Linked DNA regions of Homo sapiens: all the other regions are linked to region 4. A link is a contact called in ENCODE Hi-C or POLR2A ChIA-PET data. All regions are on one chromosome and are shown on one strand. The core of a region is the stretch at or near the end of the contact, and the rest is flanking DNA. Distances in the headings are between cores, read along the strand shown. Region 1 holds the start of DPH1 (diphthamide biosynthesis 1). Region 2 holds the start of TAX1BP3 (Tax1 binding protein 3). Region 3 overlaps SMG6 (SMG6 nonsense mediated mRNA decay factor). Region 4 holds the start of CLUH (CLUH binding protein of NUMT mRNA).

What was found. Hi-C counts contacts between places; a loop is a spot of excess contacts on that map. ChIA-PET counts read pairs that join two places held with the same protein, here RNA polymerase II (POLR2A). Pooled maps may share reads with other maps.
Region 1: a loop to region 4 is called in a map of CD4-positive, alpha-beta T cell, with 7 times the contacts of the local background. The contact joins the promoter of DPH1 here to the promoter of CLUH in region 4. A Hi-C loop is called at or near these places in 1 of 168 maps with a recorded cell type or tissue (CD4-positive, alpha-beta T cell), 2 of 37 single-sample maps with no recorded cell type and 10 of 50 pooled maps. POLR2A ChIA-PET finds 5 or more read pairs at or near these places in 2 of 52 experiments (GM10248 and HEK293).
Region 2: a loop to region 4 is called in a map of tibial artery, with 4 times the contacts of the local background. The contact joins the promoter of TAX1BP3 here to the promoter of CLUH in region 4. A Hi-C loop is called at or near these places in 3 of 168 maps with a recorded cell type or tissue (naive thymus-derived CD4-positive, alpha-beta T cell and tibial artery), 3 of 37 single-sample maps with no recorded cell type and 18 of 50 pooled maps.
Region 3: a map with no recorded cell type shows a loop between it and region 4 (8-fold over the local background). The contact joins the enhancer-like site here to the promoter of CLUH in region 4. A Hi-C loop is called at or near these places in 1 of 37 single-sample maps with no recorded cell type.

Annotation. Positions count from the first base shown.
Region 1 is chr17:2,028,767-2,031,466 of GRCh38, reverse strand. It overlaps DPH1 (diphthamide biosynthesis 1), which reads right to left and starts at 1,314. Exons shown (of 13, transcript NM_001383.6): 1 at 1,237-1,314. The coding sequence starts at 1,297. RefSeq lists enhancers at 383-974, 975-1,566.
Region 2 is chr17:3,667,080-3,669,876 of GRCh38, reverse strand. It overlaps TAX1BP3 (Tax1 binding protein 3), which reads left to right and starts at 1,299. Exons shown (of 4, transcript NM_014604.4): 1 at 1,299-1,389. The coding sequence starts at 1,351. It overlaps EMC6 (ER membrane protein complex subunit 6), which reads right to left and starts at 1,065. Exons shown (of 2, transcript NM_031298.4): 1 at 978-1,065; 2 at 212-779. The coding sequence starts at 730. The coding sequence ends at 398. It overlaps P2RX5-TAX1BP3 (P2RX5-TAX1BP3 readthrough (NMD candidate)), which reads left to right. Exons shown (of 15, transcript NR_037928.1): 12 at 1-819. RefSeq lists enhancers at 1-379, 380-910, 1,443-1,973, 1,974-2,505 and a silencer at 1,012-1,351.
Region 3 is chr17:2,100,157-2,102,999 of GRCh38, reverse strand. All of the region lies in intron 13 of SMG6 (SMG6 nonsense mediated mRNA decay factor), which reads left to right. It overlaps SMG6-AS1 (SMG6 antisense RNA 1), which reads right to left. Exons shown (of 2, transcript NR_199038.1): 2 at 697-1,878. Among named protein-coding and RNA genes, the nearest start is that of SMG6-AS1, 12 kb to the right of the region's middle. Within about 2 kb of position 1,364, at least 10 of the 41 ENCODE cell types and tissues checked have a DNase peak (open chromatin) inside an H3K27ac peak, as active enhancers do.
Region 4 is chr17:2,710,341-2,713,040 of GRCh38, reverse strand. It overlaps CLUH (CLUH binding protein of NUMT mRNA), which reads left to right and starts at 1,277. Exons shown (of 26, transcript NM_001366661.1): 1 at 1,277-1,479. The coding sequence starts at 1,380. LOC105371592 (a long non-coding RNA gene) reads right to left here and starts at 732. Exons shown (of 2, transcript NR_136412.1): 1 at 642-732; 2 at 208-559. RefSeq lists enhancers at 12-907, 908-1,804, 2,639-2,700 and silencers at 969-1,148, 1,279-1,398.

The sequences.
Region 1 (2,700 bases), core at 65-2,564, 680 kb after region 4:
CCTCAGCCTCCCGAGTAGCTGGGATTACAGGCGTGTGCTACCACACGCGGCTAATTTTTGTATTTTTAGTAGAGACAGGGTTTCCACCATGTTGGCCAGGCTGGTCTCAAACTCCTGACCTCAGGTAATCCGCCCGCCTCAGCCTCCCAGAGTGCTGGGATTACAGGTGTAAGCCACCGTGCCCGGCCACGCACGGCTATTTTTTATTTTTTTGTGCATACAGGGTCCCCCTATGTTTCCCAGACTGGTGTGGAATTCCTGGGCTCACACAATCCTCCTTAGCCTCCCAAAGTGCTCAGACTAAAGGTGTAAGCCACTATGCCCTGCCCCGACAATTAAGCTTAGTTCAACCCCGTTATCTCTTCAGGAGCCACAGAGTCTGAGGATATGAAAAGGCAAGAAATTAACTTATTCAACGAATATGTATTGAGACTGTGCTATGTGCCACAACTTCTGCTAGGGCCCCACACTATGATAGGAGGGACCCGCCCAGACATGAGGCTTCACCCACTGTGTGGGCGGCGGTGGGGATGGTCCAGCGGAGGCTGGGGCCCTGAGATCAGATTTGAACGTTACCACTGCTATGGTTTTTGGCCAGTTGTTTCAAAAGCCTTGGACAATCAGCCTAGGCTTCCTAGGCCCATTACAGATCCTCCTCTGACAGGTCCCTAGTGGTCGCTGGCGTGTAAGGAACTGCTAACATTAGCCCTTCAATGTGTCCCAGGGACCAGTAGGCACCTCCTCCTTTATCACGTGGCTATGATATGTTTACATTAACATTCCCCCAGTAGACTGAGATCTCTGATTCTAGTACCTGCACCCAGCGCAGGCCTGGCATTCGGTGGGCGCTCAGTTAATGCCTGGCGAATGAAACCTTTTGCCTCTTCCCTGAAAGCATTCCCTGAGGGCGCACTCGTAAAATGCCCGCTGCATCTGGCCTGGCCCTTTCCCTCCCCGTCGAGTCCATTTTATCCGTCTACCCGCCAAGACAAGGCTGTAGTTTCCGATTGGAGGATTAAGGGCTGCTCTCGGTCGTGCCCTAAAGCTGCAAAAGACTGGTACCCCTGGGCTCCGGCTGACAGCGACCCCGAGCTGGTGACAGCGGCCCAAGGCGACTAACAGCGGGATCTAGCGGAGAAAGGCGCCGCCGCCGTTAAAGGGGGTTGGTCCTGTCCCTAACTTGGGGGCCCCGCCCCGAGATGCGAGGTCTGGAGGGCGCAGCGTTCCAGCACCCACCTCTGCCAGGGCCGTCTCGGCCGCCCTGCTCCGCTGCCCCGGATACGACCAGCGCCGCCATCACCTGCCTGCGCATGTGGTACTAAAAAGACAGCGCTGGAAGAACGCGGAGAGCGCAGACATTGCGATCGATCGCCGATCGGCCAGCGGGGGCGGGGGATACCCGCTGGGCGGGGCCATAAAGGAGGAGATAGGGGCGGGGCTGTAGTGGGCTCCACCCCAGCCCAGAATGCCGGGACTCAGGATTCCCTAGAGGTCCCCGACTATGCAGTTGCCCTTGCCCTGCGACTTAGTCTCCCACTCCTCTCCCCGGCCGGGCACGAGCCTGGCACTCCCGGACCGGTGCTCTCCTATGTGCGAACTCCCTGCACGAACTCTGCAGGCCGAGTCTTGTGAAGGGGACACCCACCAGATGTTCCTTGAGCCCCCCCTGCCAGTCTCCCCTCCTGGTAAGCAGTGGTCGGTCACCCGGCCGCCGTGTGGGGCCACGTTCCCTACCTAGGGGGACTCTACTGTCCGGCAGGACAGAACTCAGGGACCACCAGCCCAGCTCCAAGTTGAGAGTCTTGGTGCAGGTTTGTGGATCGCCCTTATCAGCTTTTTAAATTATTTTTTTTGAGACAGGGTCTTGGTCTGTCGCCCAGGCTGGAGTGCAGTGGTGCGATCATGGTTCACAGCAGTCTCAACCTTCTGGGCTCAATTCATCTTCCTGCCTCAGCCCCCTGAGTACCCGGGACCACAGGCGTACGTTCAGCTAATTTTTTTTTTTTTTTTTTTTTTTTTTTTTAGTAGAGATAAGGTTTCACTATTTTGCTCAGGCTGGTCTTGAACCTCTGGACTCAAGCAATCCTCCCACTTTGGCCTCCCAAAGTGCTGGGATTACAGGCGCGAGCCACTGCACCCAGCCTTTATCACCTTTAGAATCCACTGCGTAGACCCTGTAGAAACTGCCCCTCTGGGGAAGGCCCACAGCCTGAGGGTGCTTTCCTGGGAAGGTGGGCAGTGGAGGACTGTGATGTCTAACCCTTCTGGACCCTGGCCAACCTTTGCCCTGCCCCTCAGGGCTGGTCTTTCTCCTGATCACTGGCCAGAGCCCCAGAGACCCCAAAGAGAAGACAGCCAGTGAGACGGCTTTGACCTGTGGAAGAGCAAAGTACCTGCAGGACTGGCCCTCAGCAGTCTGTCCCGTGGAACAATGGTCTTCCAGGTCTGACGGTCTACCCAGCCCCCTGGCATCCTCCTCCTCTCTCTGCGGTGGTGCTGTGATCACAGCTGGCCCTTTAAGTCAGCTCTGTGTCCTCGGGCTCCCCCAGAGGCCCTCCCTGCTTGGAAACCCCTAATTAAGGTGCAGGGAGAAGTAAAAACAAGCAGCCAGAGACAGGCCCTGCCTGGGAGGCTGCCCAGAGAGGAGGAATGGCTGGACAGGCAGGGAGTGAGCAGCTGAGGGACCATCACCAAGGGTCA
Region 2 (2,797 bases), core at 50-2,549, 960 kb before region 4:
TCTTAATACATATTAACTGTTACTGCTTCTTAGGATGTTAATAAGTTCTTTCCTTATGTAGGCCCTTAGGGCCCGTTTCTGAATGGCCTATGTGTAAATACAAGGACTTAACACAAGGCTATGGCCCATTCCTTGCTCTCCAGGAGTCAAATCTCGGCGATTTTGCATCAGTGGCAGCCTAAGCGTTACAGCAGGAAAGAACTCCACAAAGTGTCTCACGCTTCATTTAATCTGAAGAATATTACAGGCTCTCCGTCTTCAGATATAAATTATTTATAACGTTACAGAACAAGCAGCGAATTCAACCACTTAAGAACTAAGGAAGTCTACATGGTGTTAATTGCTGGCCACAGTCCTCCCGATCTGGTTTTTTAAAAAAGTCCCCCGGGCCCCCATTTCAGTAGACGTGCACCATGCCGTAGAGGAACGTCCAGAACAGGACGTAGGTGAAGAGGCCCCCGATGAGGCCTCCTGTAAAGAGAGGTCTCCGTGATTTGAAATATTTGTTCCACCTCCTTCCCGCCTTGAGAATGAGGAGCAGGGAGAGCAGGACGGAGGCGAGCAGGTAGAAGATGAAGCCGTAGAGGCCGGTGAGGCCGAGGATGCCGGCCGTGGCCCCCGACAGCGCTGACACCGAGGTCCGGCAATAATCCAGGACGGCGGCGTTGCCCCGCACGGCCGCCTCGCTGATGAACGGCGGCCCTTCCCGCTTGGCCACCACCGCGGCCATCGCACCAGCCCGGGCTCGGCCTCTCGCTTTCTCGCGGAACAACGCGGAGCTGCGGAGAAAACCAAGTTACAAGTGGCGCCCGGAGCTCGGTGAGTTGGGTTCACGCCGCCCCCTCCCCCTGGAGCTTCCGAGACCTGGCACCAGTCCTGGGCCTCGGATCTTCCAAAGACGCCGAGGAGATTGAGGGTCCGGGCCGGCCGGGAGGTGGTGGCGCGTCTGCGTTCCCCGGCCACGGTGGCCCAGTTACCTGGAACACGGCGCCGGACACACTACTTAGCGTTCCCTCAGACGGGCAGTGGAAGAAATGCCCGCGGCGCCATCTTGCTCGGAAGACTGCCGGGAGGTCTCGGGCTGCGCACGCGCCCAGATCCCGCCCCGCCCTCCGCGCCTGCGCCGTGGGCGCCCCGGACACGCTCCGCCCTCTGCCCGCTTTTCTGCGCACGCGCAGGGACTTCCGAAAGCGGAGTGGCGCTCCGGCCAGTGATTGGCTGGAGGTTTGTTAACTATTCATGAGGGGGCGGGCCGAGCGGGGCGGCCTTTGTTAAGCAGCGAGGGCGCGACCGCGGGTACTCTGCTGCCGGCTTCTCGGAGCGGCGCTGGGCGACCAGAGCAGGGTCGAGATGTCCTACATCCCGGGCCAGCCGGTCACCGCCGTGGTGGTGAGTGCGCTTGCGCGGGCTCCTCCTCGTCTTGGCCTGACCCCACCTCGCAGAGCGGGAAACGGACACCCCAAGCAGGTTGACAGAGCATCGAACCCGGGGCTCCTGCGAACCGGCGGCAAGGGCTCGGGTCCCCGCTTTGCCGGAGCGGGCCGCAGTTCCCCCAGCCACGAAACAGGGATGGCCGGGACCCGAGAGCCTCCCGAGACCCTGGACAGAGCCCAGACTGCGTGCGCAGGGCGGGGAGGGCCACGGGGAAAGGCCTGGCTGCAGGAGCCTGGAAAAGCGCCCCCTTCCCGGGCCTCCGTGTCCCCAGACGGGGAGCTGCTGGGGGCGGGCGCCGATCCCGACGTCCATGAGTCGCAGCCTCTGGAATGAGGAAATGCTTCCTCCGCTGCAGCCTGCGCCGCCGCCCGGAGGGAGATCTGGGGGTGGGGCTCTCCCGAGCCTGCCGTGGCAGCCCCTGCCCCCTTCCTGTCCAGCCTTGCTCCTCCAACCCACTCGCCGCCTGGTCCAGGGTGGACGCTCGTATAGCTGCGATGAGCGTTTCCTCTTCGAACTTTTCCTGGGTCTCCAGCCCTTAAGGCAAAAAAGTCCAGGCCTCCCTCCTGGCACTTGAGTCCTGAGTAGACCCTCCGGGGGCTAGCCTAGGCCCCTGGCCGCCCTCTGGCTTGTTTTAGGTGCTGGGTGCTATTAGACTAGGCAGAGGGAGGAAGGAAGGCTGGGACGTTAGACTCAGACGCCGGTGTCACAGAGGGACACAACCCTATGACAGAGGTGGGGAGTCCCAGAGAGAAGTGCTCAGCCAGAAAAGACCACCTCAGGAAAGACTCAGGTCTCCTGCCTACCTCCCGACAGCGTTCAGAGAATGAGAAGAAATGCCTGCCCGGTGGGCAGTAGGTCAAGCGAAAGTCCCCGCCCTGGAGCCATAGGGACTGGGTGTGTTATCTCAGTTGGGTGTGCTGGAGAAGCTCCAGCAATCAGGTGGGTGGAGGCAGAGAAGCCACTGATAAAGGCGACAAGTGAGGCTGAGCTTAGAGCACTGGCTCAGGCCTGGGCCAGGAGGAAACATTGCTGGACCAGCTGACAGCTGTCCTAAGCTTCACCCTCCCTGCACCAGCTTGACTTTTTTTTTTTTTTTTTTTTTGAGACAGTCTTGCTCTGTCGCCCAGGCTGGAGTACAGTGGCGCGATCTCGGTTCATTGCAACCTCCGCCTCCTGGGTTCAAGCGATTCTCCTGCCTCAGCCTCCCGAGTAGCTGGGATTACAGGCATGCACCAGCATGCCCAGCTAATTTTTGTATTTTTAGTAGAACGGGGTTTCACCATGTTGGCCAGGCTTGTCTTGAACTCCTGACCTCTGGTGATCCACCTGCCTCAGCCTCCCAAAGTGCTGGGATTACAGGCGT
Region 3 (2,843 bases), core at 115-2,614, 610 kb after region 4:
AATGGAGTACTATTTGGCCTTTAAAAAGAAATTCTGTTGTTTTCAGCAACATGGGTGGAATTGAAGAGCATTATGCTGAGTGAAATAAGCCAGGCACGGAAAGACACATACCATATGTTCTCACTTACATGTAGAATCTGAAAGAGTCCAGCTCATAAAAGCAGAGAGTAGGATGGTGGCTACAGAGGCTGGGAAATGGGGAGATGATGGTCAAAGGGTTCAAAGCGTCAGTTCCATGGGAGAAAGATGGGTGTGTGTTTTTCTGAGATCTGTTGAACAGCATGGTGAGCATAAAAATACAGCACTGTACATTTAAAATTGCTTTAAGAGGTCAGACGTGGTCACTCACAACTGTAATCCCAACATTTTGCGAGGCTGAGGCAGGATGATCACTTGACACCAGGAGCTCAAACCAGCCTGGGCAACATAGTGAGACCTCATCTCTAAAAAAAAAAAAAAAAAAAAAAAAAATGAAATTAGCAGGATGTGGTGGTCCACGCCTGTAGTCCCAGCTACTTGGGAGGCTGAGGCGGGAAGATCACTTGAGCCTGGGAAGTGAAGACTGCAGTGAGTCTTGATCACACCACTGCACTCCAGCCTGGGTGACAGAGCAAGACCCTGTCTAAAAGAAAAAAAAATTCCTTTAAGAGTAAATTTCAAATTTTCTCACCACAATAAAATGATAAGTATTTGAGGTGATGGGTATGTTAATTAGCTGGGTTTAATTATTATACATTGTATTCATAAAATATATCACTTTGTACCCTTGTAAATAAACACAAATATAAATTGTCAATTTATAATAAAATTTTGTAAAGGACTAGGAATATAGATCTTCAGAGTTATTAGCATCTTGCAGACAGGGCTCAGTAATTTGCCTGAGAGCACACAAGTTAGGAGGCCACGACACTGTCGTTCCACTAGGCCCTGCTTGTCCTAGACTGTGGCGTGTCACCCACCCAGGAGGAGTGCACCATGCCCAGAAGAGTTCAGTCTTCAAGAAATCAGCTCTGAGAGGCTGCCTTTTTCTCTTCTTCTGTGAATTTCCAGGCAAGAGAAGAGCTTTCTCCTTGGGGAGATGGTGAGGGTCTCTGAAACACCTGTGAATGTTCTGGATCATGGAGAGCTGTGGCAGTTAGAACAGTCCGGCCCCTGCAGTTACTGGCTGCATTTCCTGAGCAAGTTACTTCTCTGTGCCTTAATTTCCTCACCTCTATAATCGAAGCAGTGACAGTATCTACTTCATGAGGTTGTGGGGATCACGAGTTGGTTCGTGTAAAGCATTTGGCACAGTGCCTGGCTTGTAGTAACCATTCGCTCGGTGTTCGCTGTGGCTGCGAAGGGTGAGTGAGGCATGCAGCAGGTTTTATTACGTCCCGGAAGGCCGATGGCACTCTTCCAGGAAGGTAGCGCTGGTGAGCTGGTAAACCTTGAATGAGGAAGTCATTTTATCTGGCTTTGGATCTTAGTTCTCCTGAGAATGTCATTGAATTTATTTGAATTTTAGTTTCCTCATCTACATCATCTGGATGTAGTAACTGCATCAAAGAGTGCAGAGGATTTCTAGATCCTAAAAGTATCATGAAAAATATAAAGTAGGTTGGGTGCAGTGGCTCACGGCTGTAACCCCAACACTTTGGGAGGCCAAAGCAGAAGGACTGCTTGAGACCAGGAGTTCAAGACCAGTCCTGGCAGCATAGCGAGGCCCCATCTCTACAAAAATAAAAATTCAAAAATTAGCTGGGCATGGTGATGCATGACTGTCGTCCCAGCCACTTGGGAGGCTGAGGCAGGAGGATTACTTGAGTCCAGGAGTTCAAGGTTGCAGTGAGCTTTGATCACGCCACTGTACTCCAGCCTGGGTGACAGAGCAAGACCCTGTCTCAAAAAATATATAGATAGTAGTAGTGTTTGCACCTTTGAAAAATAGAGTTGCATTTTGAAGAGTCTAGTAAAATTGTGACCACTTTGACCTAACCTTCCATCCTTTAAAGCAGTAATTCTAAAACTCAGTGTTCATAAGTACCTGGAACACTTACACACATTCTGGCCAGGTGCTGTGGCCCACACCTGTAATCCCAGCACTTTGGGAGGCTGAAGCAGGGGGATCTCTTGAGCCTAGGAGTTCAAGACCAGCCTGTGCAATACATTCTGGCCAGGTGCTGTGGCTCACACCTGTAATCCTAGCACTTTGGGAAGCTGAAGCAGGGGGATCTCTTGAGCCTGGGAGTTCAAGACCAGCCTGTTCAATATCGCGAGACCCCATCTCTACAAAACATTTTTTAAAAATTAGCTGGATGTGATGGTGTGCGCCTGTATTCCCAGCTACTCGATAGGTTGAGACTGCAGTGAGCCGTGTTTACACCACAGCACTCCAGCCTAGGTGAGAGAGCAAAACCCTGTCTCATAGAATAAAATGTTTAAAAGTACACATTCTAAGGTCCTATCTCAAGAAATACTAATTCATTGAATTCAAAGTGGAATCCATAGCCAAGGAGTAGTGTTAGGTAAAAAGAAAACAAACAAAGTCGGGCACCAGTGGCTTATGCCTATAATCCCAGCACTTTGGTAGGTGAAGGAGGGCAGATCACTTGAGGCCAGGAGTTCAAGCCCAGACTGGCCAATGTGGTGAAAACCCATCTCTAAAAAAAATACAAAGATTAGGCCAGGGACGGTGGCTCACTCCTGTACTTGAACACTTTGGAAGGCCGAGGCGGGCGAGTCATTTGAGGCCAGGAGTTTGAGACTAGCCTGGCCAACATGGCAAAACCTCATCTCTACAAAAAATACAAAAACTAGCTGGGTATGGTGGCACTTGCCTGTAATCCCTGTTGCCCAGGAGG
Region 4 (2,700 bases), core at 28-2,527:
GCTCCCAAGTAGCTGGGACTACAGGCGCGTGCCACTACACCTGGCTTTTTTTAAACAATATTTTTTGTAGAGACGGGGGTTTTGAAATGTTGCCCAGGTTGGTCTCAAACTTCCGAATCCTGAACTCAAGTCATCCGCCTGGCTTCGGCCTCCCAAAGTGCTAGGATTACAGGCGTGAGCCGCTGCACCGCCCGGCCGAGAAGAATCTTACCAGTTCTCATCTTCCTTCCTCCCGTTTAAATGCTCACATCAAGTCGCTGGCTTTCCTCACCACGTGCTCTCCAGAACAAGGTCGGCTTTCCTTCGCAATTTGTGCGAGGCCCTACCTAAGGCCCTCCCAGCCCACCTCGGGAAGCTGAAGCTTTCCAGTTCTCATTAGAGCTTGACAAACGCTCCGAAGGTTATAGGCCTCGGGTGCTTCCCAAAGGCCCCCTGCGGCCTGGCCAGGAAAGACCCACCGGCGCTCTCTGCCTGGAGCACTTCAACTCACTGCAAGACCTGGTCCCAATGTCCCCTCTGCAGCATTCTCTGACCTCACCGTTCCGTCCCCGCCAAGCCCCTGCCAAGTGAAAAATACGAGTTAAAGCGTCCTGGCTGTGGATGGAGTCAGACCCGGCTCTACCCCTTGCTCTCTGTGTGACCTTGGTCTCGGCCTCCTCCACTGTAAAATGAGGACACCAGCCTGGAGGTGAGGACCCATGGGTCGAGGACGCGGGTAGGGAGCCCGTTCTGGCTCGGGGCAAAGTTTGGCGGGTCCATTCTGACTCTTGATCCCCATTAGCCACGTCTCGCCCTCGCCTCTCGTGCCCGTGCCCTAAGCGACCCTCCACTCCCTCAATAATCCAGCCGCACCCATTCGGCGGGAAAGGGCCTGCCGGGTGGGGAGGGCGCTGAGGGTCACGCGAACACCGCAGATGACAGACTGCGCGGTCATTTAGCAAATCTGCAAGAGAAAACAGGGGATCCTTGGAGAGGGGAGGATTAGCCATGGCAGAACCAGACCAGTCTCCACCCAAGGTCACAGTGCCCGCCCGACGGGCAGCGAGCAGCAGGGAGTCTCCCCGAGGCCCCGCCCCGCGAGGGCGCCCAGCCTCCCTGGGCCTTGAGTCAGAGTGCGTTGCCTTTAAGACGTTCTGGAAAGTCACCGCGTCCGTGGGCGGGGAACCAGGCGCGGCGCGTTTTGTCCCTCGCGGGCCGCCGTGGGCTGGGCCGGGCGCGAGGGTGGGGCAGGGAAACGGCGGCGGGGTCAAAGGCCACGGCGCGCACCACGTGGGCCGGTGACTCCGTCCTTCCCTCAGCAGCCGCGGCGCGCAGGGCACTTGGGTTAGTGGCGCGGCGGGCGGCGCGGACAGCCGAGGCGGACGCCCGCTCCCGCCACCATGGTTATCAAGACGGACGAGTTGCCGGCGGCCGCCCCGGCCGACAGCGCCCGGGAACACGGCTCGCAGGCCGGGGGCAAGGGGCGGCCGGGCGCGGCCGGTGAGCGGGGCCAGGGCCAGCGGGCCGCTGGGCGGGGGGCGCCGGACCAGGGCGGGCGGGTTCGGGACTCCGCGGGGATCGCCGCCTTCCCTCCGCGTCGGGCCCGGTTGTATCTCGCTGGGGCCTTCACCGGGTCGCCCCCGCGCTGAAGGTCACCTTCACAGTCGCCCCCGGCTGCGGCCCGGGTTTCGCACGTGCGGTCCCGTGGAGGGCAGCCTCGGCTGGCACCCTCGGCGGGCACACGCGCGCCTCATCGCGGGGACACGTGCGCGCACACGCGGTTTCGGGGTGCGCCGCCGCCGCAGACCGAAAGAATCGGCGGCCCCACCCCCTCTGCGCCCGAGCATGGGAGCTCTCTGAGCTGGGGTCGCTCCGACGTTTGCGGGACAGCCCCCTTCGGCACCTGCTCCGCGGCGGCCTCCCAGGCATCCCCTGTGCGCAGGGCTGCAGCCCTGGGAGTGAAGCTCCGCTCGAGGCTTCCCAGGCTTGGTTTGTGGGAAGAGCACGAGGTGCGGGGTGTGCGTTGTGAGGGGCGTCCCTGGTTCATGCCCTGAGGCCAGGCTATAACCGCAGGTCTTCAGGCTGTGGCGGAGACTCTCAGGTGTGTTGGCCTGCTCGGCCGACCTGGTGTAGGGGGCGTCTGCCTTTGCATGGGGCAGAGCCAAACTCCTTGGCAGGGGGAAGTGTTTGTGCCAGAACTTGATCATTAACCTGCCTTATTGCGAAAAGTGGGTCAGACCAGAGTTGCTGTTTTTAAGGCAAAGGTCGTTAGTGTGGAGTCAAGCTCCCAGCGATCCCCCATGGGGGCTGTATGGTGGTGACTGTGGCAGTGGCTGCAGCTTGTCTCGGGTGGGGCCTGCTTTCCCTTTCTCCTGAGCCCCTTCTCTTCCTTCTGTTCCCTCCACCGTGTCTCAGACTCCAGCCTTGGGGCTGGAATCCCCTTCCCAGGCCCTCAGTCGTCATCTTCCTCAGGCCCTCTTTGCTCTGGGTGGCAGTGGAGGTGCAGAGCTACTCCTGTCCCCCAGTCCCTCCCTCCTCCGTCGACTGTCCTCAGTTGGGACTTGTGGTCTTAACGCCTCATCATCTCCCTTCCTAGCTTCAGTGAGTGCGCCAGGGCTGACTTGGGAATCAGGATGGGGACAGCGTTCAGCCCTCTGACCCTGTTCCCATCATAGCGGAGTTGCCTTGGGGTGAGGGACAGGTGCTGGGGCAGTACTGCTG